Linked DNA regions of Mus musculus: regions 2, 3, 4, 5 and 6 are each linked to region 1. The links are chromatin loops, found by intact Hi-C in ENCODE. Cell type or tissue: heart. All regions are shown on one strand.

What was found. A loop is a pair of places that touch in the nucleus more often than their neighbours do. Peaks named below come from ENCODE experiments on the same cell type or tissue, not always from the same donor. Only the 100,000 strongest peaks of a DNase experiment are listed, where the experiment ranks them.
Region 2: a loop joins it to region 1, with 2.9 times the contacts of the local background. A loop is called at or near these places in 2 of 42 quality-filtered maps.
Region 3: a loop joins it to region 1, with 5 times the contacts of the local background. A loop is called at or near these places in 4 of 42 quality-filtered maps.
Region 4: it touches region 1 in a loop (2.3-fold over the local background); 3 of 42 quality-filtered maps call a loop at or near these places.
Region 5: a loop joins it to region 1, with 2.6 times the contacts of the local background. A loop is called at or near these places in 4 of 42 quality-filtered maps.
Region 6: a loop joins it to region 1, with 2.9 times the contacts of the local background. A loop is called at or near these places in 5 of 42 quality-filtered maps.

What each region holds. Positions count from the first base shown.
Region 1 is chrX:73,670,021-73,674,020 of GRCm38, forward strand. Slc6a8 (solute carrier family 6 (neurotransmitter transporter, creatine), member 8) reads left to right here and starts at 3,113. Exons shown (of 13, transcript NM_001142809.1): 1 at 3,113-4,000. The coding sequence starts at 3,769. It overlaps Gm32261 (predicted gene, 32261), which reads right to left. Exons shown (of 3, transcript NR_166888.1): 2 at 2,659-2,794; 3 at 387-1,788. In heart, a CTCF peak has its summit at 2,257 (motif pointing right); DNase peaks (open chromatin) are centred at 2,251 and 3,121; H3K4me3 peaks cover 1,626 bases; H3K27ac peaks cover 1,276 bases; H3K27me3 peaks cover 1,283 bases.
Region 2 is chrX:73,893,698-73,897,697 of GRCm38, forward strand. It overlaps Avpr2 (arginine vasopressin receptor 2), which reads left to right. Exons shown (of 3, transcript NM_019404.2): 3 at 1-731. The coding sequence ends at 177. Arhgap4 (Rho GTPase activating protein 4) reads right to left here. Exons shown (of 22, transcript NM_138630.2): 16 at 3,856-3,961; 17 at 3,532-3,765; 18 at 3,384-3,457; 19 at 3,117-3,300; 20 at 2,697-2,789; 21 at 2,251-2,350; 22 at 655-1,266. The coding sequence ends at 1,039. Among named protein-coding and RNA genes, the nearest start is that of Avpr2, 3.6 kb to the left of the region's middle. In heart, a CTCF peak has its summit at 2,223 (motif pointing left); no DNase peak of the experiment used is centred here.
Region 3 is chrX:73,052,115-73,056,114 of GRCm38, forward strand. No RefSeq gene overlaps it. Among named protein-coding and RNA genes, the nearest start is that of Pnma3, 11 kb to the right of the region's middle. In heart, a CTCF peak has its summit at 1,985 (motif pointing right); a DNase peak (open chromatin) is centred at 1,947; H3K4me3 peaks cover 308 bases.
Region 4 is chrX:73,716,817-73,720,816 of GRCm38, forward strand. Abcd1 (ATP-binding cassette, sub-family D (ALD), member 1) reads left to right here. Exons shown (of 10, transcript NM_007435.2): 1 at 1-1,114. The coding sequence starts at 215. It also overlaps a transcript of Bcap31 not described here. Among named protein-coding and RNA genes, the nearest start is that of Abcd1, 2.2 kb to the left of the region's middle. In heart, no CTCF peak of the experiment used is centred here; DNase peaks (open chromatin) are centred at 1,805 and 2,335; H3K4me3 peaks cover 1,119 bases; H3K27ac peaks cover 1,228 bases.
Region 5 is chrX:73,780,950-73,784,949 of GRCm38, forward strand. Idh3g (isocitrate dehydrogenase 3 (NAD+), gamma) reads right to left here. Exons shown (of 13, transcript NM_008323.1): 2 at 1,726-1,767; 3 at 1,349-1,360; 4 at 1,057-1,154; 5 at 728-840; 6 at 203-263; 7 at 1-81. Among named protein-coding and RNA genes, the nearest start is that of Idh3g, 3.9 kb to the right of the region's middle. In heart, no CTCF peak of the experiment used is centred here; no DNase peak of the experiment used is centred here.
Region 6 is chrX:73,946,497-73,950,496 of GRCm38, forward strand. It overlaps Hcfc1 (host cell factor C1), which reads right to left. Exons shown (of 26, transcript NM_008224.4): 17 at 2,702-4,000; 18 at 2,406-2,569; 19 at 1,346-1,790; 20 at 695-1,018; 21 at 439-554; 22 at 214-351. Among named protein-coding and RNA genes, the nearest start is that of Renbp, 18 kb to the left of the region's middle. In heart, CTCF peaks have their summits at 242 and 2,341 (motif pointing left); a DNase peak (open chromatin) is centred at 2,345.

The DNA.
Region 1 (4,000 bases):
ACCCCAGCAGGAGCACGCCCTGGAGAGAGCCTGCCCGGCATCGGAAAGTCCAATGCCTTTGTTCCCCCTAGTGTTCCACATCTCCTAGGAACTGTCCCTAGACACACAAACTGTCCCCATCAGTGCACACACTTCCACAGTTATCTGGGTTGGAGCACACACCATAGGCACAGAGGCTGTTTGACTTTGTTTTTTAGCTTCTTGGGAAATGGCTCATGGGTAGCTATTAGGGCAGTTGTTTACAGTACTTCCTTCTTTAGCCTCCTGACCATCAACTGAAAGTCAGTAAAGAAATAGAATCAACATGAATGCAGGATGTCGATGGGCAAGTGCAATGTCTTAGTTAGGATTTTACTGCTGTGAACAGATACCATCACCAAGGCAACTCTTATAAGGACAACATTTAATTGGGACTGGCTTACAGGTTCAGAGGTTCAATCCATTATCATCAAGGCAGAAGCAAGGCAGCATCCAGGCAGACATGGTGCAGGAGAAGCTGAGAGTTCTACATCTTCATCTGAAGGTTGTTAGTGGAAGACTGACTTCCAGGATGAGGCTCTTAAAGCCCATGCCCACAGTGACACACCTACTCCTATAAGGCCACACCTTGTAATAGTGCCACTCTCTTGACAGAGCATATACAAACCATAACATGCGACCTAAGCCTGGGGCTAGTCATTAGAGTATGGAGAGGTTCAGGCCCTAAGAAGATGAGGTAGGTAAGAAAACTGCTGCAGGAAAGACTGGCTGCAGGGAATCTAGGGTAACCCACAGACTGGGGAGGAGGGGGGGGAGAGCTGGAAGGTGGTATCATTACCAGACAAGAGGTAAGTGGGATCCCATGGAATCAGGTCTTGAGACCTGTCAAACTTATGCCCCTGAGATGTAAAGGCCCAGGAATCCTCAAGGTCACATTGGTTATCCTTAATGACCTTTGATTTCTGTTTCCCAGTTGCCTCCACCCTGGCTACCTTCTGAGCCCAGAAAAGCAGTGGCAGTCCCAGGTGCCTAAGTGTGGGTGACTGATACCTTAAAGTACCTCTTCGTGCCTACGTGGAGATGATACTACTTCCTTATGTTCCTGTACCTGGGGTTGGCGCAGGCCTCTTCACCCAGATGCTCATCACAGGCCCAGGATGGAGGGATGCCCTCACTCTTACACTCAGTCTTGACTTCTTGAACTCCAAACCTCCCCACACACAGCAGTGACCATCTCCTCAAAGTGCCATCAGCTCACCCACATGTTTCTCAGCCTACTACGTCCTTTGTTTCCCAGTCCAGCTCCCTGGACAAGCAGGATCTTTTTTTTTTTTTTTTTTTGCTTTTTTGCTTTTTCAAGACAGGGTTTCTCTGTGTAGCCTTGGCTGTCCTGGAACTCACTCTGTAGACCAGGCTGGCCTCAAACTCAGAAATCTGCCTGCCTCTGCCTCCCGAGTGCTGGGCTTAAATGCGTGCGCCACCACTCCTGGCACTGACAAGCAGGATCTTAAATTCCCAATAGAACCCATATCCAGTTCCCACTTCTACAGCCTGATTTTCCTGCTATTGACTGGACTCTGCCCAACCTCATCCAGATAACTGTTGTAGCAGCTCCTTTTCCTTTGCAGATCTTTATACTGCAATGGAGTCCTTTGTGCTCATTCCTTGGGATCCTCTTTTTTCTTCTCTTAAATGACCCCTCTCCTTGTTCCTTGGATGGCTCCAGATCTTCCAGGATATATGTGCTATGAGTAACTATGAGTAACTCTTCTATGGCCTTTGTTTCTCCAGGAGGACTTTGGTTCCATGCTGGAACAAACATGGCTCAAGTTAGGGTTTTGTGATGAGCAAGCAAATACACACACACACACACACACACACATACACACACACACACACACACACGAGAGAGAGAGAGAGAGAGAGAGAGAGAGAGAGAGAGAGAGAGAGAGATCTTCCTGATAGCCTGGGTGGAGATGCTGCCCCTCCTTCCCTCACCTATCAGGCTCAATCTGGCTCTGGCTGGAACTGCTTTTCTTTCTAAAGCTGCCGGATGGCTGCGGGCTTAGCTTGATGGGATGAGCCATCTGGGGACTTTGGTGTCTGATCAGATCAAGGAATTTGGGATTGAAATGGGCACGCCTCACCTTTCTAGTCCACCCCAGGCTAGTGTTGGCCTTGGAAAATTCCCAAGAAGCTGCTCTGCTGATGAAGAGGCCTAGAAGTCCCTGAGCAGGCAGGTTACTGAGCTTAGAGGGAGGGTCTGTACATCTACCAGGCACCAGGGGGCAGCCTCACCCTATTCTTACCCCAGTATCTATAGATCACAAGCCCTACCCACCCCCACATCAGGCAAAAGGTGGACAAAAGGTGAGTTATCATGGAGTCCCCTTCTGTACCTTGGTGACAAATTGTAACTCTGATCTTCGACCAAGCAAGCTACCCTTTGCCCACTCTGGAGACAAACAGAAATTGATCACACACAAAGCTGATACCATGATCCTCAGCCTCCAGGCTGTATCTTTGAGGAGGCCTAAATGTCTTGAGACAGCTCAGTACTTCTGGCAAAGTTCCACAGAACTCTTGGAGGACGATTCCCCCCCCCCCCCCACACACACACACACACTCCAGGCCAGCGCAGGGACAGTCCTTCAGAAGGCAATCGCACAGGGCACTTACTTTGGTGCAGGGACCAAGAAACTTTGCACCTGGATATCCAACTCTCCCTAGGTCCTAATTGGGAAGTGAAGAGGAAACATTAGGCAGGCAGGACAACCTTGGTGAAGGATGGTCCACCGGGAAACGAGATTCCAGGCTAGAAAGAGTGGAGAGAAGGGAGAAGGACTAAGGATGTCTGGAGGTCAACTAGAGACTCCGTTTTCCTGGTGGTTCAGAAAAACCTGAGGGGACTTTGACCCGACCTGAGCCAGGTGATCCTGGAACGAATGGAGGTTCGGCCCACGAAAAGAAAGTGCTGGCCAGCGCCCCAGGTAGCAGCCATCCTGCTCCCAACTGGAGCAGCGTCTCCTCTAGAGGAGGAGGTAGGCGGAGTGACAGGGAGGGCGGGATGGAGGGGGAGGGGGGGAGCGGTCGGGTCGTGGGGGTGGGGCGACAGTGACATCACCGGGAGTTGGTTCTTAAGCAGCAGCGGGTCGCGTCGGGAAAGAGAGGGACAGTTGGAGTGCCAAGGCGAGTCTTTGAGTCCGCCGCGGCCCGGAGAGCGGCTGTAGCCGCCGCCGCCGGGAAGGAGGGGGCTAGTCGTACCCGGGACCACCGGAGCCGCCAGCGCCAGGAGAGCCGCAAGCGAACAGGACAGCCACTTGGGGCTGGGCCGGGGCCGCGGGCCTCAGGCCCCTTGCTCCGGCCGCCGCTTGCAGACAGTGGGCTTCCGATGCCACCCGCGACGCGCTAGGGTGAGCCTCCGGCAGGGCGAGCAGTCCTCGCTGCAGCCGCCACCGCCGCCCGAGCCGCGGGCAGGAGTCTCGGGAGCCGCCGCCGCCCGGCCAGGCTCCACCGCCGCCCGCGCGCTCCCGGGCCCCCGACACACATGAGATTCTTCAGGCTCACTTTCAAGTGCTTCGTGGACTGCTTCTGACTGCGCCGCCCCCGCCGTCCCGCACCCCTCCCGCCCACCCGTCGCCCCGTCCCCCGGCCCGGCCGCCCCCGAGGCCCCCGGGCGGGCCCGCGCTTTCGGGGCCCTCTCTCCAGGTGCCACCGGAGCCCCCTCGCCCGCCCGCCACCCTCGAGGCGCCGCGACCCCCGGCCCGGCCTCACGGCCCCGCTGGGGCCATGGCGAAAAAGAGCGCTGAAAACGGTATCTATAGCGTGTCTGGTGACGAGAAGAAGGGTCCTCTCATCGTGTCCGGGCCCGACGGTGCCCCAGCCAAGGGCGATGGCCCTGCGGGCCTGGGGGCGCCTGGCGGCCGCCTTGCAGTGCCACCGCGAGAGACTTGGACACGCCAGATGGACTTCATCATGTCGTGCGTGGGCTTCGCCGTGGGCCTCGGTAACGTGTGGCGCT
Region 2 (4,000 bases), 220 kb after region 1:
GCTAGCCTTAACAGCTGTACCAACCCCTGGATCTATGCTTCCTTCAGTAGCAGTGTCTCCTCGGAGTTGCGTAGCCTGCTTTGCTGTGCTCAGAGGCACACCACACACAGCCTGGGTCCTCAAGATGAGTCCTGTGCCACAGCCAGCTCCTCTCTGATGAAGGATACACCCTCCTGAGTAGCTACTGGGCTCTTTCTATTCAAAAACCCATTGTAGCTTAGCTGACTATCTAGGGTTGGCCCTGGGAGTACCAAGAAAGGGTACCTTGGTTATCCTTGGTCCTCCCTAGGTGACATTGTCCCCAGGTATACAAGAAGGAAGGGTGTAAAGAAACCTTAACATTGGCTCCTTTGTTGCCAGACATGGGAAGCAACTGGGACAGATGCCTCAAGGTCTAGGAGGAGAATAGGCAACAGAGGCACTTGGGCTTCCCATTCTGGCAAGTACTCTGCAGGTGAGGAAGACTCCCAGGGAGCTGGAAGAAGGACCAGGATAGGACCAATAGACCTTCCTGTCATTCCTCCCTCTGTCTGTCTCCCTAATAAAAGTTGCAGTTCATTTTCCACATGGAAAAAATTTCCTTGGACCAGGTATATGGTGGGCACAGAAGCTGAAATACAAAGATTCGCACACCCATAGACATACCTATGTTCAGGAATCTGTGATATAAGCAACCAAGACTGTATTTTTGAGAGCAGGTCCCCAGGTGAAAATAAACAGCTCCATGTCAACCTTCTGTCTTGGCATCTGGTCTCTAGCAGTGCAGGCTCTGGGAGTTGCCCTGCACCCTACCTGTTCAGCGCCCCCCAAACAGCACAGGCTATTACAACAGCAACCAGCACATGGGGTCTTTATGAATTACTGCCACTTCCATATTTCACAGCCACAGCCCAAGGCTTCCAAGCAAAGGCATAAGAGGAGCTCATCTCCAGCTTCCTTCCTTTGCTACCTCCCAAGAGACCTAGAAGAGGGCTGAGGTGAAGCAATAGGCCTATGTGGAATGGTGGGCTTGGTGGTGGCTGCTGGAGGTAAGCTGCCTCAGACTGGCTTGCGAGTTGAATCTGGACCCTGGGGATGGGAGGTTGAGGGGGAAATTGGAGCCCCAGGTCCCCGGGAGAAGACTTTGTTTTTGCTGATGCTGCTGCAGGCCAGGGGCGTCAGAGTTCCTAGACTCGGGGAGGCTGTAGATGCTAACCCATGGCCCTGGCGGACAGCAGTCTTTCCCAAGAGCTCCTTAAACACAGAATTCATGTTCTGTGCCACAGCCTAGCAGAAAGGAAAAACAGAGAGTGCCCAGTGAGTTTCTGCCAATCTCCAAACTAAGGCCTTGGCTACCATACCTTAGCTAGACCAGGCTAGGCCCCCTCTCCAGGGGTCATGGGAGGGACCAGTTGAGACTCCAGACCACCTTCCCCACTCCATTCCACCTTCCTTCCTCTAGTCACTTTCAGTGTTACTTGTGGGATAGTAACTTCTTGGTCTTGTTCTGGAGGGTGGGGGCAGCTTTGAGCCCTGGGTTCCCCCTCTTTCTACTCCTACTTTTTCTCTGGCTGACACCACAGCTTCTATCCATGGCCTCTGATGCTGTAAACATACAAGGGACTCCTGGGTCAGTGTTTTCCCTTGGGTCTTCCAGCTACCAGGCTTTAGCTCCTGTGTTTTTACCAGCCTGCCCTAGGATCCTTAGGCCTAGGAGTGGGACCATTCTTCCTCAGACTTAGTAACAGTCTTCAGGGTTTTCCTGCTCAGTCTATAGGGTCTCACAGAACCCACTGAATAAAGGGGACTCCTTAAGTTGTACCACTCATCAGAGCCTTGTTTTGAGATTATTTTGTTTCCTCAGCCAGCTGCCCCTCCTCCTTCCCCACCATTTGTCCTCTCACCTCACTCTCCCTAGCTTGCTAAGCTCTAGGTGTCAGCCTTGAAGTTTGTCCTGGAGCTCCTTGCCCATATCAGTCTAAACAGTCTGGCTTCTCTCTAACTCAAGAATGTTGTGAGTCCCATACCACAACTGGGCTCATGATCTGCCCTCTCATCTTTGCCTCTGTGCTCCTACACTTGTCCCTGCCACCCTGTCTCTTTCCTCTTGTCCCCATGTTCCTCCCTAAATTGTGACTTGACTTGCATGTCTGGTAACAGGTGGTAACTGGGACCAAGGAGAGTAGGAGCAATGAGCCTCACCTTGGGGAGGGCAAAGAACATGTAGAAAAGGCGCCCCCTGCTGGCTCCATAGCCAGTCCTGGCTTTTACCTTATCCATTTCCACATGTCCTTCAGGGGAGGTAGGGACTAAACAGGGTCGTCTGTGCCTAGAGGGGCCCAAAGCCTCAGGTGGGGTGCCTAGTTCCAACCTACAAAGCAGAGATAAAAAAGATTGGCAATGGCCCTAGGAAATCCTTGACCCAAGCTGGCAGTGCCCATCTTAGATATAGTCAAGGAAAAGGATGAGCCTCCATAGTCCTCAAACTCTTCTAGAACCTCTCCAAGTTACAAAAAGGCTGACTCTGTTCTATCTACACTTAGTGACTTTTATGCAACAACTCCTCCAATCCCATGTGACTAAAGCCTGAGCCCACACCCTCAAGCTTAGCAGTGTAGGTAGCCTCTGGCCCACTATGCCTGCTGCTTCTAACAGCACACAAGTCAAGAAGAACCCTCTGAGGAGTTTTCCCAAAGGCCTGCCTTCACCTGGCTTACCGGTTGGCAAACTCCAACGTCAGGAAGCCCTCTGGATGGCTCACAGATTCCCCCATGGCCTGTAGTCCTGAACCAGCCATCTGCTTCTCATCCCTGGGCAAGGAAAAGACTGGCTTACTTTGGACTCTTTCCTGGCTGGAGTTTGGAGGCCAGTGGCCCCTGCCTCAATCAAAGGAGTTGAGAATGATTGTTCTTGAGCCCAACCAAGACCCATAAACTCTGGCTTGGGGTTGGGGAGGGCAGCAACTTGGGTTATAACAAGTCCTGTTTGAGATGTCTGAATGACAGCAGCTACTTCCAGAAGGAAGAAAGCCTGAAGATCTATACCCAGTAGGAGCTAAAAAGCAACCATGAATACCACCACTCAGGAGATCCAAGGCAGATACAATGGGACCCTCCCTAGGGCTATAGCTCACTCACCCCTCACAAAGTGTGATGTACTTATGGGGAATGAGCCCCTGCACACCAGCATGCTCCCCTCGCCACCAGTCACTTGATGCCCGAGCATACAATCGCAGCACATCCCCTCGCTGGAATGTCAGCTCCTGGGCCGTACGACCAGTGTAGGCAAAGCAGGCCACAGCCTCCAAAACTCCCTCCTGGTCTATGGGAAAGAGAGGGTCTGGCTGAGGGTAGAGTAGGTACACAGGAAAAAGATGGGGTAGCGTCTCCCTGCTCCTTTCTCACCATCCTCCTGAGCTGTGGTCCCAGTTTTCAACTCCAGCTCTGGCTCCCCAATGAGGCTCTCCAACTGGCCATCCCTGATGTTTCAAGCAAAGTAAGACAAACTTGCCTCCACTAGACTCCCTCTGCCCCAAGAAGCCCCCAAGCATACCCCAGGCAGCTGGCAGAAGGTGGTGCCATGCATTTCTCATAGATGGGGCCTGGCAGCATGGCTGGAGGTGGGAAAATCCGTGCTGGTTGCAGGATAAGGGTCTGGACCAGCTGGTTCACTCGGCCTTGCAAGGCTACTGGGTCTTGCCCAGCAGGCACAGGCAACAGTGTAGGCCCAAAACATACAGCCAGGTTGTAGGAGTCCATCATGTTCTCATCACTGTACTGGGCCAGGCTGGGGAAACACGAAGATCACAGGCAGGGAACTCCAGCACTAGTGACCCCTCCAATCCCAACAGCCAACTGGCTCCCCAGAAGTACTCACTGGTTGAGGAAGGTGAAGAGATAGCGTAGGACCACTAGCACAGGTCTGGGTAGTTTGAATAGCAGATGGCTCACAGGCTCTACTCGCTCACCCACAACTTCCAGTTCTGTGGCCAAGGCAGCCCAAGAGAGCAGACTGAGTAAAG
Region 3 (4,000 bases), 620 kb before region 1:
AATGAGAGGCATTTTCATTCAGCACAACACATTCTATTCTCTGGCCCTATAGATTGGTAGCTGCCTTCTTAGTTCATTTCTTATGTAAAGCAAAACAAACAAACAAACAAACACACACAGGGTTTACTTGTTTCTAGAGCGGCTAGGTTTCCTGCTGAGAAAGACACAGGCCCAGTTTCCCTTGCTGGCAGACCTTATGCTGAAAGAGATCAACTCATAAAACAGCTTTCGAACTAACTTTTTACTTCTCCTTCATTTTAAAGGAAACTGCTTTGCAGTGACTGCTCTTAGTAGTCAACCACCTATGCCTTGTGGTAGATAATTGGACAGGGAAAAAACATGTTTAAAGTTTATGTAAGTTCTGAAAAAAATGCTGTAAGGTGTATAAATACAAGTTATATGGATCCGAGAATGTGAACACTTTCTAAGCTGTGTGGGTCTACTGAAAGACCCACAATCTGAGGACTCCCCCACGTTCTGACTCAGGAGATGTGACACCCCAAAATCACCCACAAGAAACGGTCTTGCTGCAAACTGCAAGAGGATTTTTATTCAAGAGCGCTCTCAGCCCCACAGTCATACACCACGCAGGGGTAGAGGACCGTGGCGCCCTGAGTAGCTGGGGTATTTAAAGGCAGAAACCACAACTCAAGGAAGTGGGGAGGGCGTTGTTGGAAAAAAATACCAAAGATACCAGTTAAGAGTCACAAGGAAGTGCAAAGTCACAAGTGTCACAAGGAATACCTGGTATTTGTTCAGGTTATCTCTCAAGACAGTTTCTAAGAGCCCCTAACAATAGCACATTCTTTGAATGAACACTCTTTGAACCCAGGAAGCAGGTGGGTGGAGGAATGTGGCTATCTGTTTTATGATTAGCATACCTTGGAGCACTGAGTCACAGAGGTCACATTCCCAAGCCTGGGCCTAAAGGCCTAGAATTTTGTTTTTACGTTTTACTTTTTCACTACAAAGTGTTTAAGATGTGTAAATGCAGGTTATAAAGTGAAAGGGGGTGACAAGGTATGTAAAAATGTTTCATATTTCTTTCCCTCTCTGTGCTATTGTTATACTGAGATTCCAAAAAGTCACAAGCTCGAGATTTTAAATTTTCTTTGGTTGTTTTCTAAGTATAGGTTTAAAAGTGCTGGCAGTGGTGGCGCACACCTTTAATCCTAGTACTTGGGAGGCAGAGGCAGGTGGATTTCTGAGTTCGAGGCCAGCCTTGTCTACAGAGTGAGTTCCAGGACAGGCAGGACTACACAGAGAAACCCTGTCTCGAAAAACAACAACAAAAGTGCTCCTCTTAAAATTCATGTGAAGCTCCTATCAGCTGGAAGTTGTAGAAAATGACTATGCTGCCCTTTACTATCAGATGCTAAGCACTAGGCACTGGTGGGCAATGGCAGCGTCTGCTTGCATCCTCTTTTTCATATACCACCTGTTTCATAAAAAATAAGATATCAAAGGGAAGTCAGAAGATATGCATATAAACCCCATCATCGACATTGTTTTCATAGCTTTCTAGTTTGTTTCTCTTTTTTTCTTTTTGCACTTTATAGTGTTTGTGTACATGATCTCATTGGAAATACACACTTTAAGATGTAAAAGGGGACGGGGATGGGGGGTGGGGGGAGTAGACCAGTTTTTTCAAATTCCGGAGACATAAGAAACAGAAACAGAACATATATATCTGTTTGTGTGTTCTGTGTGTTGACTCCATAGCAGACTAATCAAGCGTTTAAAGCCTAAATTTTAGTGATCTACAAGCCTGTGATGAGCGCAGGCGCATGAATATACCAGGGGCAGTCGCTAGCAGAGCCGGAGACTAAGTAAGAGTACGCTTGCGCAAGCAGCCATTTCCTGCAGCCTTGAGCTCAAGTCGCACTGACCCCAGGGAAAAGCGACAGTACAAACCGTGAAATGGCTGCTAATGAGACTGGCATCTGCCGAACCTTTCCTGAGGCAATGTCCGGGCTGACCGCTAGATGGTGGTAGATGACCACAAATGGTCCTGGCTGGCCCAGCGAGCTCCTGCTGCCCATCCCCCACTCCCATTTCTCCTATCTCAGGAGGTGGTTAGCTATGGTGGAGGACTCCAGGGTTTCTTCACATGGGCAGTCTGCTGAAGCAACTGCATTACTTGTCCTGATCTCAAAAAGACAGCCCTTCTTTTTTCCATCCCCCACTAATGAGTTCAGCTCAGCCACGCCCCAGCTCTGTTGTGGGAGTTCAGTTCCCTGTGCATTTAATAAGCAGGGGGTGGAGTGTGGTTGGGGGATTGGGAATGAGGTCAGGGTGTGTGTGTGTGTGTGTGTGTGGTGTGTGTGTGTGTGTGTGTGTGTGTGTGTGTGTGTGAGAGAGAGAGAGAGAGAGAGAGAGAGAGAGATTAGGCCTAGCTGTGGAGCCACATTTTGTCTAGTCCCAGTGGTCATGGAGCCTCTATTTGTTTAAATGTAAAAACAGAAGTGGAAGAGCAAATTTGTCAGAGCCAGGGCTTTTTTTTTCCTACCTGTTTTTTTTTCCTTTGACAGTTATATACCCAGGCAGTATATTGTAAACTGTTATAATATTCACTTCCCATTAGACTATGCTAGCCCTCCTTCCCTCTCTCTGAACTCCTTCCCACCTGGTCCTGACAGTTCCTCCACTCATTTTTTTAAAAACAATCTCTCTCTCTCTCTCCCCTCCCCCCTCTCTCTCTCACACACACACACACACTGCATTGCTATACACAACCTTCCATCACACTCTGCTATTACTCTTCCCTTCTCTCCAAACTCCTTCCTCCCATCAAGTCCCAGCAGTGGCTGCCCCTATTAGAGAAAAAAAAACTTCCTTCACTAACAACTATTGCCAATAGCTCCTGAGGAAATAATGAGGCCACATGGGCATCTCCCCTGTCCACGGTGGAAAGTTGGAAGGCCCAGTCATGTGCAGGTATCCATAGTCTAGCTTTTAAGTCCTTACCTGTCTTCTGTTATGTTCCTTAGGCCTGGAGAACAGATAAGAAGCTGAGCATGCTCCAGTCACTTACTCTCAGTACATTGGGCAGTTATGCATATCTGTATTAGCCATCATTCCCTACAAAAAGGAGGAAACACCCTCATTGCTCTCTATTGATCATATTACTGGATGGTGCTATGTGAGCTGCCAGTGGAGAAAAGGCACCAGGGAAGTTATCCAGTGGCAGATCATGTCTGCTAGAACCCTGACCAGTCAGACAAGATGTGACTCATGGTATGATAGTGAAACAGTTATTTGTGCATAATAAACCACTCTGTGATAGGATTTCAGGTTTATTCCATGGGTGTGTTGTGCAATGGAGATACACAATGTTTTGTGTGTCAACTTGACACAGCTGGAGTTATCACAGAGAAAGGAGCTTCAGTTGAGGAAATGCCTCCATGAGATCCAGCTGTAAGGCATTTTCTCAATTAGGGATCTAGCAGGGAGGTCCCCTTGTAGGTGGTGCCATCTCTGGGCTGGTAGTCTTGGTTCTCTAAGAGAGCAGGCTGAACAAGCCAGGTGAAGCAAGCCAGTAAGTAACATCCCTCCATGGCCTCTGCATCAGCTCCTGCTCCCTGCCCTGCTTGAGTTCCAGTCCTGACTTCCTTTGGTGATGAACAGCATTGTGGAAGTGTAAGCTGAATAAACCCTCTCCTCCCCAAATTGCTTCTTGGTCATGATGCTTTGTGCAAAAATACAAACCCTGACTAAGACACACACCTATAGCTTTTGCATAATCTGCTGCAACTGATCAATTGAAAACTCTGATCCTGTTATATCAAGTAAACTTGCCCCTTTATATCTTAGCCTCATCCACCATTGTCTCCTCCCCACAGGAAGCAGACAATGAGAAACTATGTCACACCCTTCATCTTAATCTCTCCTCGGTGTCTGGAATGAAGGGTAATAATCTGAAATCCCCAGATGGACTGAAAAGTCTAATATTCTGAGTTTAAGACAGATAAGAGGACTGCTGGGGCAGGTGAGGGAGCCA
Region 4 (4,000 bases), 47 kb after region 1:
GAGGCCACGACCCTGGAGGATTCTAACCCAACCGATCCAGGGGCCCCAGCACCACCGCGAGGGCCTAAAGCAACAGTCTCAGGGATCACTTCAAGGTTTCCAGTTGCCTAGACAACGAGCCCTGGGTCAGAGCAACAACCCTTCCAGGATCTGTCTGCAACTGTAGCCTCAGGCAGCAGTTCCAGCCCTCAGCCTGCTCACCAGTCCAGGTGACATGCCGGTGCTCTCCACTCCCCGGCCCTCACGGGTGACCACGCTGAAGCGCACAGCTGTGGTCCTGGCCCTCACAGCCTATGGAGTCCACAAAATCTACCCTCTAGTACGGCAGTGTCTGACTCCTGCCAGAGGTCCTCAGGTGCCAGCTGGGGAGCCCACTCAAGAGGCCTCTGGAGCCACCGCAACCAAGGCTGGCATGAACCGGGTATTCCTGCAGCGGCTCTTGGCGCTCCTGAGGCTGCTGTTCCCCCGAGTCTTGTGCCGGGAAACAGGGCTGCTGGCCCTGCATTCTGCTGCCCTGGTAAGCCGAACTTTCCTGTCTGTGTATGTTGCCCGCCTGGACGGCAGACTGGCCCGCTGCATTGTACGTAAGGACCCGCGGGCCTTTAGCTGGCAACTGCTGCAGTGGCTCCTCATCGCCCTTCCTGCCACTTTCATCAACAGTGCCATCCGCTACCTAGAGGGCCAGCTGGCTCTTTCTTTCCGAAGCCGTCTAGTAGCTCATGCCTATGGACTCTACTTCTCCCAACAGACTTACTACCGAGTAAGCAACATGGATGGACGACTTCGAAACCCTGATCAGTCTCTGACAGAGGATGTGGTAGCCTTTGCTGCCTCTGTAGCCCACCTTTATTCCAACCTGACCAAGCCACTCCTGGATGTGGCTGTGACCTCCTACACTCTCCTTCGAGCTGCCCGATCCCGAGGAGCTGGCACAGCCTGGCCCTCAGCCATCGCTGGCCTGGTGGTGTTCCTCACAGCCAACGTGCTTCGAGCCTTCTCTCCCAAGTTTGGGGAGCTAGTGGCAGAGGAGGCACGGCGAAAGGGGGAACTGCGCTACATGCACTCTCGAGTGGTGGCCAACTCAGAGGAAATTGCCTTCTACGGGGGCCATGAGGTGGGGCAGGTTGAGATGCTGCTTAAATAGCAGAGGAGGTGGCTGGGAGACCTATTGCAGTCAGCTATAAGCAGTAAGGGAAGCCCAACAAGGCCTTCTCAGGCTGATGTTAAAGTTGTAGATAGACACTGGGACAAGCTTGGGGGTAGGCTTTGGATGGCTATAACCTTAAGATGCAGAAATGGAGAAATGGCACCATTGGGTGGGAACTTCCCTGTGCTGGCTGCCTGCAACCTCCAAGCCACTTCTGCTTCCTTGGTAAAATTGTCTTGGACATTTTGGATTCTAGCTTTGGATTCTAGTGATTTGTGATGCTACTGGTCCAGCTTACTCCAATCTTGCAGTCAACCACTCCTGCAGCCACCTGGGAGGAATTAGACTCCTACCATCTCTGGGAGCATAGGACAGAGCCTGCTTCCTAACCTCTCTTGCCTCTCTGAGCCCTTTGAAGGCTGGCGTCCAGCAGAGTTGGCTGGCTGGGCTGTCCAGTATTATGGGCATGACTCAGCCCAAGCAGAGGTTAACAAGCAGAGCTCAGCACAGTGGCTACAGCAGTAGTGTTGCTGCTCAGGGTCAAGGCTGTCAGAACCCCAGGCACGTCGGGTTAGTTACTGACAGGCTTGGCAAGCAACCTGCCTAGTTGCCTCCCTCCCTCCCAGGGATAGGGATACCTGGCCTCTGCCATAGAAGCCTGACAACCTTTCTCACCCCCACCCCTGATGTCCTACCCCCAGTGTAGCCACCCTTCCACCCAGATCCCAGCTACTTTATGAGGTGGGCTAGGGCCAGGGATGCCTGGCAGACACTGAGAAAGGCTACTTTAAACCAGTGTAAACTTTATTCTCTGACAGCCCCTCCCCTTCTTTGTGCCTCTTGTGGTTGCAGCTGCCTCAGGCCTTGTTCAGGCTTCTGGTTTCGGTTCCCTAGTGCTTGGGGCGGGGGAGGGATACAAAAGCACCATTTCATGAAGGCCTGTGTGTTTCCTGGGTCAGGTAGCCACTTGCCCCAGGACCTTGTCCCATTGGCTGCATTTCATATGTACAATCAGTTTTGTCCTCGACTTTTAGAAAGGATTTGTCTTTACACTCTGCAAAGAGGTTCTCTGGTCACAGTCAGGTTTCAGATTAGGAGAAAAAGTGCATCACCCTTACTATAACCCCAGTTCCATTCTCTTCTCCTGAATGCTGGGCTGCAGGGCTTTGGCAAGCTGCCAGGGCCTTGGGTGAGGCACTTGGCACAGTACTTGTAGCTGTATCATCAACCTTAGCTGGCACTACTATCAGCTTGAGGCACGAGCCTAGATTACCAGCGTGCAGCAAAGGTGGTGCACTCACTTCAGGAATGAGAGGCTGGATTTTTGGAAACTGGGCTGTATGAGCAGTTCTAGGCAGAGGGCACAAAAGAGAGAACACTGGTATTTAAAGAGACTTCCTTTGGGCTAGTTTCAGGAAATAGCAAATTAAACAATAGAGTTCACTTGCTGGGACTCAGAGACCTTGTGTAAACCCTTGGCCTGCTTGTCTAAGCCCCTTATGTAAAGCTGTATGGTATGATGGGCCACCATGGGTGGATTGACTGCCCTTGTTGTATAGGCACATGTCCCACTCTAGTCCTACTGGTTGCTGTACTGTGGACATGGGCCTGGATTCAAGTCAAGAGTTTATGAAAAGGGGACTAACTGGCTGACTGGCAGGCGAACAGCAGGGTATAATTTCCTTACTAGAATTTCAGACAGTGCATATGCATGTGTACATACATGTATACAAGCCTCTTGCTTAAAAGAACAAAGTAAATCTTAAGTCATCTTCATTTGTAAGAATCTGGTTATTAGGCTGAGGCAGGAGGTTCATTGTGAGTTCAAGGCCAGCTTGGGCTACATAGTGAGTTTCTGGGATACAGAGCAAGGCTGTCTCAAAACATAAAAGCTAAGCATGGTAGCACCTTTAATCACATCACTTAAGAAGCAGAGACAGGAAAATCACCACAAATTTGGGGTTGGCCCTGGTTTACATAAAGAATTCCAGAGCAGCCAGGGCTATATAATGAGACCCTCTCTCTCAAAAACAAAAACAAAACACAAAAACAAACAAAAAACCAACCAGAAGTCTGGTTCTTTAGAGCTGGAATATAGCTCAGTGGTAGAGTACTCACCTAGTACACTCAAGGCCTAGAATGCCCAAGACTCTAGGTTCTATCCATAATACCTCAAAAGTAAATAAAAATCTGGTTCGCTTAACAGCCCAGTCCATGCAGTTCACATTTCTACACTCCTTGCTACTTCTAGGCAACATGAGCTTGGGCAGGTCACTTTGTCTCTCTGCTTATGTGTCCTAGAATAGACATGAGAATATGCACAATAAGGTGTATGGCAGTAAATTGGGAGAAAGAAGACAAACAGTGGCATAGAGGTGGGGAGCAGAACAATCCAAAATACAGTCACCTTGCCATGACTACTTGTGGCTACTCCTCTGAGGCCTGTCTGACTGCGGTTCCTATCAGGATTGAGAGCGTATTCACCTGGTTTGGGTGGGGAATCCAGTGTAAGTTTCTCACAGAAAAGAGCCTGGGAAAGAAACAGGGCATGGAGATTGTTGACTGAGTTTTACAAAACCAAGAACTTTATCATTTGCTCCGTGCTATTCTTAGAGCTATTGATCATGATGTCTGGGGCAGGGAGGCACTAGGAAGGAGCCAAAAGAAATGGGGTCAGCAGAAGATGAAAGACAGCTAGCTGCCCTCAGGGACCTGGGTTCAGAAACTGCCCAGGCAGGGTATAGAGAGGGAAGTGGCGAGTGACCCAACCACAGTAGTAATTGAAAGAGAGGGTAGGAGGTTCCCCTACCATCACCCCTATTTGAGGCTTGGCCCTACCACAGACACAGTCCC
Region 5 (4,000 bases), 110 kb after region 1:
ATGTCTATGTCCTTGTGCCGGGTCACCACTCCTGGCAGGCTCTTACAGTGGATGACGTTGGCATAGAGGTCTAGGCTGGTGCTGGGGGAGTGACAGGGAAAAAGTCAAAACAGACCCAATTAGCAACTAACCAGGGTCATGAATGCCAGAACATCCCACCCTAGCCTTCACCAAGCCACTAGTCTATGTACATGGCTCTCACCGAAGGATGTTGTTTCGAGATTTGTGGGATGGTGGCAGGTTATGATTTGTTTCAATGTTGCCTACAGGACAAAAGCAAACAAGATAGGCAAGTTAGAGAGGAATCCTCTGGGCTCAGCTGTGTTGACATATCCCGCTATGTAATCCAGGAAATGTTCACCAAAGGTTGATCCAAGTGGAGAAGAACATTTTCAGAAGCAAAATAGTTCATTGAAGTCTAGGATGTAACTGCCATTGTGAGCAACTCTGATCTTTTGAAGAAAAACTAAGGGTTAAAGCAGATTCTAACAGAGGCATGTGAAGTGAAGGAAGAGGTGGGAGAAAGCCACTGAGCAAGATTATACAGGCTACCGAGATAAAAGAGCCATGCTATTAACAGGCCCACAAAAGCCTCTACCCAGATGCCAAGAACAAGAGTCATCACGAATCAGAAAATCCCAGAAATTGGAGCCATGGGAACCCACAAAAGTCAGTATATAGGCAAAAGGAATCATGTATAGCATTCCAACCTGGCCCCTGAGCTCACCCTTCAGGGCCACACGGTTCCGGCGGATGGCCATGATGGCATTGCGGATGTCCTCCTCATCAGCGTTGGAGCTTACATGCACCTCTTCAAAGTCCACCGGCACACATGCATGCCTGCAGTAGAGTCAGACTAAAGATGCTAGCCTAGAGCCTTCCACACCCCCTCCTGAAATCTATACCAATTTTTCCCTGCTGCTTCCCACCTTGACCTGGCTCCAGCTAAAAGGGAACCATACCAAACAAGAGGGTCACAAAATTCTGGGGGGCTTCCAGCTGGGCCTGGGATTCAATCTTCCCTGGGAGAGAAGGCAAGGGCCAGCCCCTCCATACCTGAATACAGACTTAACATGCAACATGAGCTCTGGGCCGATGCCATCCCCTGGGATCATAGTCACTGTATGCCGCCCACCATACTTAGCAGATGGAGGCTGGAAGAAGGGAGAGGGTGAAGGTAAACCTTGGATACCTCAATGTGTCAGTTCCCTTTTTCCCACCAGCACCAATCCACAGGCCAGCCAAGGCAGAATTGCTGTCCTGGGGCTCCTTATCAGCATCCACCACCTCCTCAATCCCACCCCAAAGCAACTAAGAGCCCCTCAAATCTAATACAGACAATACTCACAATTGTTTGTTGCTAGAGGGAAGACAGAAAGGAAGAAGACATGGGTCAGCCAAGATTAGAGGAACAAGGCTGTAAATAAGGAACTGGGATTTCTTTTTCTCTGGGGACGCTGTCTAACACAACTCAAAGAAAGGGGAGGTGTGAGTGACCTCTGGAGACCATGCCTCAGAGGGAAAGGACAGGAAGGCCAGGGAGCAAAGACACAAGGCATGTGTGTATGGGCACATGTATACCTAATACATATAATCTCATACACACGCATTATGTTCATACACACAAACACACACACACTTGTGCACACGTGGAAATATATGACCACAGCTCTCCCCCACATGCATGTGTTCATATACAAGCATACATCCAAGGCAGGTACTTACTGAGGAAATGCTCCTTCGGGGGGCCACATGGGCAGCCAGAACCTGTCAAAGAGAACCCAGATGACAATATTAGCTGTTCAGTTCTAAAAGTCAAGTTGGCAAGAGCTACCCTAGCTCTTAGCAAAGAGGAACTGATAGTAGTAAACAACAGTTCACAATGTGTCCAGGACACTCCAAAGCCCCTCTTATCAACAATTGTCCCACAGGAACACCAGACAAAGTTGCCTCAACACTTCACTACCCTTGTGGGTCAATATAATAAAAACTGTATGAGGAAGGCACCGAAGTTTTAATTCCAGCACCCAGGAAAATAGATCTCTTTGAGTTCAAGGCCTTGGTCTTCATAGTGAGTTCTAGGCCAATCACAGTGACAGAATGAGGCCTTGTCTCTAAAACCAGAACTGTCTGTCCCCATCCCTACTTTTGTATTGGCTTCTGATTCTCTTTTGGCCAATTATCGTTGTTGTTATTGTTATGTGTATAAGCAGAAAGACTGGCAAACTTGGCATATTGCAAAAGGAAAATCTCAGCAAGCCACCAACTCTGAGTGATAATTTCATGTCTTTCCTTGTTTTTCCTTATTACAAAGCCAATACATGGTCAGTATAGTAAATGCAAAATGGAAAGGTAAGGAAGAAATAGCCACTGCCCTGAGGTAAGCACTGTCACCCCTAGGGAATGGTCCTTCAGAACAGAAATAAAAATCAAATGTGTAGAAAAATACAGCCATTTCTGGAAGACCGATGACAGACAGTTTCGCAAGGAACTGTAAGCTGCTTTGTGGTGTAGCTTGGATGATTGGTAAATGTCCCCAATCCCATGAGTGGGAAGCAGCTATGTTTGGCCATGCTGGTGACACTCTGACAGTTTCAGAGAAAAGGCTGTTTGGGCCAGATGGACCAGGTACTAAGAAGTGACCCACTGTCCTGTAGGGAGAGGCTATGACCTCAGCTCCACAGGAAAGGTTTCTTCCCCTCCCTGCTGTGCCCCACTCATTTAGGAATACCTGAAGAAGTAGTGGCATGGTACCGCCAAGTTCTTCCTTGTAACTTGAGGATTCTTTGCCACTCACCCATCAGACAGTAGCACAATGTTCTATCTAATAGCTGAGACACTATAGCCATTTTCTAGAGTCATACATTCTTTCAGAAAGATCAGAAGGCTCAGGTAGAGTCTGACCATTCCCCTCTGGGTTCCCCTGGCCCACAGTTACAAGATACTCAGTTACCTAGTCACTAATAATGAAGGAATGCCACTCAATAACCCAAGCCAAGATGTAGGAAGGTTGACCACTAGGATCAAGCCCTAAGGGTCCCTCACCATATATGTAGCCACATGCATACTTGTTTTCTTTCTAGTAATTGCCAATATCAGATTCATCTTGTCTGTAGGGTCTCCATGCCTTCCTTGAGAAGGTAGCATAAATTTCCCCTCTTCCTGGGAGTCTCCCTAGACTGCTAAGTCCTACTTACACCCTACCCCCTACTCCTCTAAGAGACATCACTCTACCTGATTATCACCTCCTTGCTCTCTTCCTAGCCTATGAGAATAGAGTACATATTTGTTTCACCCTCTACTGTCGCTCCAGGATCTAGCACAGCACCTGGTCCAGAGCTGGAACCACAGGTACATTTTCTAGGTGAATAAGCACAGCAGAAAATGAAGAAACAGATGGAGACCAAGGATATCTGAGACCAAATCCACCATCTGCTACTCTACAAATGGCTTTGGATCTACATAAAAAAATCCATGGAACAGAAGCAAGGCATGGCAGCACACATCTGTAGTCCTAGTACCTAGAAGGTAGAGGCAGGAGGATCAGAAATTCAAGATCATCCTCATATACAAAGAAATCTTAAGGTCAGTCTGAACTACAAGAAACTTTGCTTCGAAAAACAAAAGTGTTGGGGGGGATTAGTCAATCCATAGAATGGAGACAACAACTTCATTTGTCTGCTGAAAAACTTAACCAAAAGGAGGTATTCAAGCTGTTCACAAGCTCCAGCAGGATGGAGATGAGCTAAAGTATACCACCTTTCACTCTACCAGCCTTTTAGAGTTCAAAACTAGCATCCTTGGGAGATAACTCCCAGTAGTTAACTCCCTTTGAACTGTAGCTGTGGCAATGATCCAGCCTTCTAAGAGCCTGCACCAGGTGTGGCTCAAAATCTGTGCAACTCATTCACAGATGGCAACAACATTGCTAGGGCTGAATCTATCCCACAGCTGCCTCCTATGCTAGATGTTACAGTGGTCATTGTCCCAGTCCTAGAAA
Region 6 (4,000 bases), 280 kb after region 1:
CATGGTAAGGTTAACTGGGGCTTGGTGCTGTTAGAAAAGGATCAGTTTGACTTTCTTACTTGTACTTCCTAACTTTTCAAGTGGCAAAGATGGAGTTCTGTGAGCTCCTCTCACAAGGCAGGGAAACTAAAGTTTGTTTTTATGACAAACTCTCACAGGCACAGCAGGTTCCACCCCACTATCCAAGGGTACCAGTTACTGGGCAATACTTACATCTGACTGAACAGCATCATCTGGTGGCAGAAAATAGTGTGTCACCATTACACTGGTACCCTTAATGACCCCCACATCAAACCACTGGTTCTCCTTTTTCACAGGGGCTTTGCTGGGTGGGGGTGGCAAGTCCGGTTTCTGGGGAACAGAAATGAGATAATATCAAGCCCTTGTGGCCCAAAGGCAGTGCTGCCCTATCTCCTAGGGCCAGTGACCCAGACTCACCACACCCAGGGACTCAATGCCATTGGCCACTTCAGTAAGGGTAGCTGCAGCCTGCATCTTTGCTGGACTAGCTACAACAGGCTGGGGAGCCACAAATGTGTTAGATGGAGCCAGGCCTGGAAAGAAACAAAGTATCAGCTGGGAGAAGGTACTGTTTTGAGGCAGAACCTCCACGCCACTTTGTTACACTGTGTTCACCTCCCATCCGTTCAACTCTATTAATGATTTACCCCTGCCAAAAAGCAGCCCAGCTTACTCTCGGTAGCTGTTGAGGGTAGCAAAGCCACGGTGCTTGGGACAGCACTAGCTAACTCGTTGAGGCAGTTGCTCTCGATGGATGGGTCATTGAGACTGTCAGCTGGGGCCAGAGCCTCAGTGGGAAGATGGTGCTGTTGCTGGGCTTGAGCTTGAGCCTCCTGGAGCTGCTGCTGCTGCTGCACCAGGGCTGCAAGCTCCTGCTGTGTCAACACAATGGGTATGGTGGTAGCCTGACCCTCTTGGCCTTCAGCTGAAAGGTGACCCAGTTCTGCTTGTGTCACTGCTGCTGCTGCTTCAGATGTATCCATGGGCTCCCCAGTGCCTGCTCCAGGACCAAGAAAACTACTATTCAAAAAGGAACACAAGTGTGCCTAGCCCAATGGGCAGCAATGGCGTCCCCGAGATTTCGTTTCCCTAAGCATTTTTATCCTGCCCACACCTTATTATACCCCTCACCACTAGGTCCCATGTCTCCTCCCTGGACTACTCGTTCTACATAAGCCTCTCTTGACTCTCTTGAGTTACATTGTACACCCTCACAGGAAGCAGATCTCAAGTAGCCCCCAAATGGTGCCTTAGCCCTCTCTGTAAGGCTGTCTGTCACTCATCCTAAGGGGCCTATCCCTCAAATCTGCCAGCTGATACCTACCCATGACAGCCTGCTGTGCGGCCTGGAGCACAGCCTGGATGGCCAAGGCTTGGGCTTCTTCAGTGGCTGCAGCTTGAGCAGCTGCTTCAGCAGCAGCAGTCACTGCCAGCTCCTCTGGAGTGAGCCCTGTTACCATAAGGGTTGTGGTGCCCGCCTGGGCTTCAGCCATCAGCTCTTGGGGAAGTGATAACTGGTCTACTTCAGACTGTGTGGGTGGGGGTGGTTGGACCACCACAGTGGCCACGACAGCAGAGGTGGTAGGCTCCTGGCCTGAAGATGGGTCCCCAGTGCTGCTCAGATCCACGGCGGCCTGGAGCTCAGGGGTCTGGGAGGCTGACAGGACCTCAGTAGACTCCCCCATCAGGGGTGTGGAGGCAGACTGCAGGAGTTGCCGTGGAGGCAGCTGCTGGCGAGGCCCTGGTGAGACCTGGAGTTCCTCTGGGGGCTGCAGGATGTCAACAGCAGAGAAGGGCATGTCAGAAGTTTCTGTGTTGGCTATGGTCACTGTTATCGTGGCTGGGATGGGGACTTCGGAATTCAGAGCCCCTGGGGTAGTCTCAGTCAATGATGAGATGTTCTAGAAAGGGAGAGAAGCCCCCGTCAGAGGGAGAGGGGAGGAGACAAAGGCTAGAACCAGGCAGTGGGGCAGAAAAACAAGATAGCCTTTGTTTTGTCCCTGTAGGCCTATGGTATCACCCACAACATTTATCTTGGGTAAATGTAAATGAGGAATGTGAGTCAAGAAGCATCAGCAAGGGTGTGACAAGAGGAAAGCCCCTGGGTCAAGTTTCCACTCATGCCCAGAAGACTTCACTGTAGAGACAAATGATGGGGAACAGCAAAGAAGGAAACCAACAGTGGAGATAAAGTACCAACGCTCCTCTAAGGGACTGTTTGCCTCCTGCCTCCCAGGCACCAAGATTGCCCTTTTATGGTCTAGAAGAACAACCAAGGAACAATACCATTCTGGAACAAGGGCGACATCTAGTGTCCATTTATGGACAGCACAGATGAAAGTGGGCAAAAGGCCACAGAAAGGATCCTTTGGGGTGAGGCTTACCGGCACAGAGGGACCAGGGACTGGTGTAGACTGTGTCACAGTGGTCACTGCTCGTGGCAATGTAGAAGACACACTTGTAGTGATAGCACTGGCACTGGTGATATTTGTGCTGTCACCTTGGGTGCTTGCCACCTCTCCTTGGTCACTGGCAGCTGGTGGAGGGTCTGTGGGTGTGTCAAAGGGGAGATCAGTTGACTCTCTTTGCTTTTACCACCACAGGTTTCCTAGGATTCACCCCCCCCCCCCCGCGCAAAAATAGACTATCTGTACCTCCTCTACCGGACACTTCTACTTACCTTGGTTTGAGCTCATGTTAGAGGTGACAGTGGTGGCTGTGTGCGTGGTACCTGTCTCGTGGGTCTCGCAAGGAGGGTTGGAGCATACCCTCTGTGTTGGGAAAGAGGCCAGCAATGTGGAACCAGCCTGGGAGGTGACAGTGGGCACTGCTACCACCTCTAAGCCCGACTCCAGGGTTCCATGAGAGGAAGTAGCATCAGGAATCAGGGTACCCACACTGACTGACATAGTGGTGCCAGTGGAAGTGGTCTGGTGTGTCTCGCAGGGATGGCCACTGGCAGGCTGTTGTCCACCCTCAGGCTGGCCTGCACCTCCATTTGATGTGGCAGTGGTAGCTGTGTGTGTGGTGCCCGTCTCATGAGTCTCACAAGGCGGGTTGGAGCATACTCGCTGAGCACTGCCCGCATTGGAGGTAGTGGCGGTGTTGGTGGTACCCGTCTCATGGGTCTCACATGGCGGGTTGGAGCAGACTTGGGTGACAGTAGCCGAAGGGCACAGCAGTGCCTCTAGGGCTGTCATAGTCATGGTGCTGCTAGGAGAGCTTGCCTGGAGGCTCTCATATGTAGATGTGGGGACCACCCGAGCTGCACCAAGCTCCCCAGCAACCATGATAGAGCGGGTTGTGGTTGGGGTATTAGTTGTGTAAGTATGATATGTCTCTGGTTGGCGCCCTGTGGGCATGTCCTTGCTGCTGGGGCCACTTAGCCCAACTCTGACACTTGGAAGGGCTAGTTGCACAAAGGCAGGGCTGTGGCTCCCAGACTCCAGTGCCACACTTGGCCTAAGCAGGGGGCCAGCTGAGCATGGAGCTCCAGTGGCCTGCACAGTCATGGTGGTGGTGGTCATGTTGGTCTGCTGGGTTTGGCACTGAGGCTTCACGGTACCCTGGACTCTCTCCAATGCCCCAGGAGCCACAGTGATCCGCACTACAGTGGGGGTGTTAGTGGTACGACGAGTGTCTCGCTGCTGCCCAGTGCCCATGCTGGACATTGCTGTAGTGGCAGTGCTGGTGGTGCCTGTCTCATGAGTCTCACAGGGGGGGTTCGAGCAGCCATGCTGCCCAGCCATGTTGGAGGTGGCTGTTGTGGCAGTGTTGGTAGTGCCCGTCTCATGGGTCTCACAGGGGGGGTTTGAACAGACACGGACCACATTACCATTCTGTTGTCCTACAGCTGAGGTCACAAGTGAAGCAGCTGTCTCCTGTCTGTCACAAACAAACTGCACCTGGGTAGGTTGAGGATGTCCCCCAAGGTTAGCCACAACAGTGGTGGTAGCTGTGTTGGTGGTGCCTGTTTCAT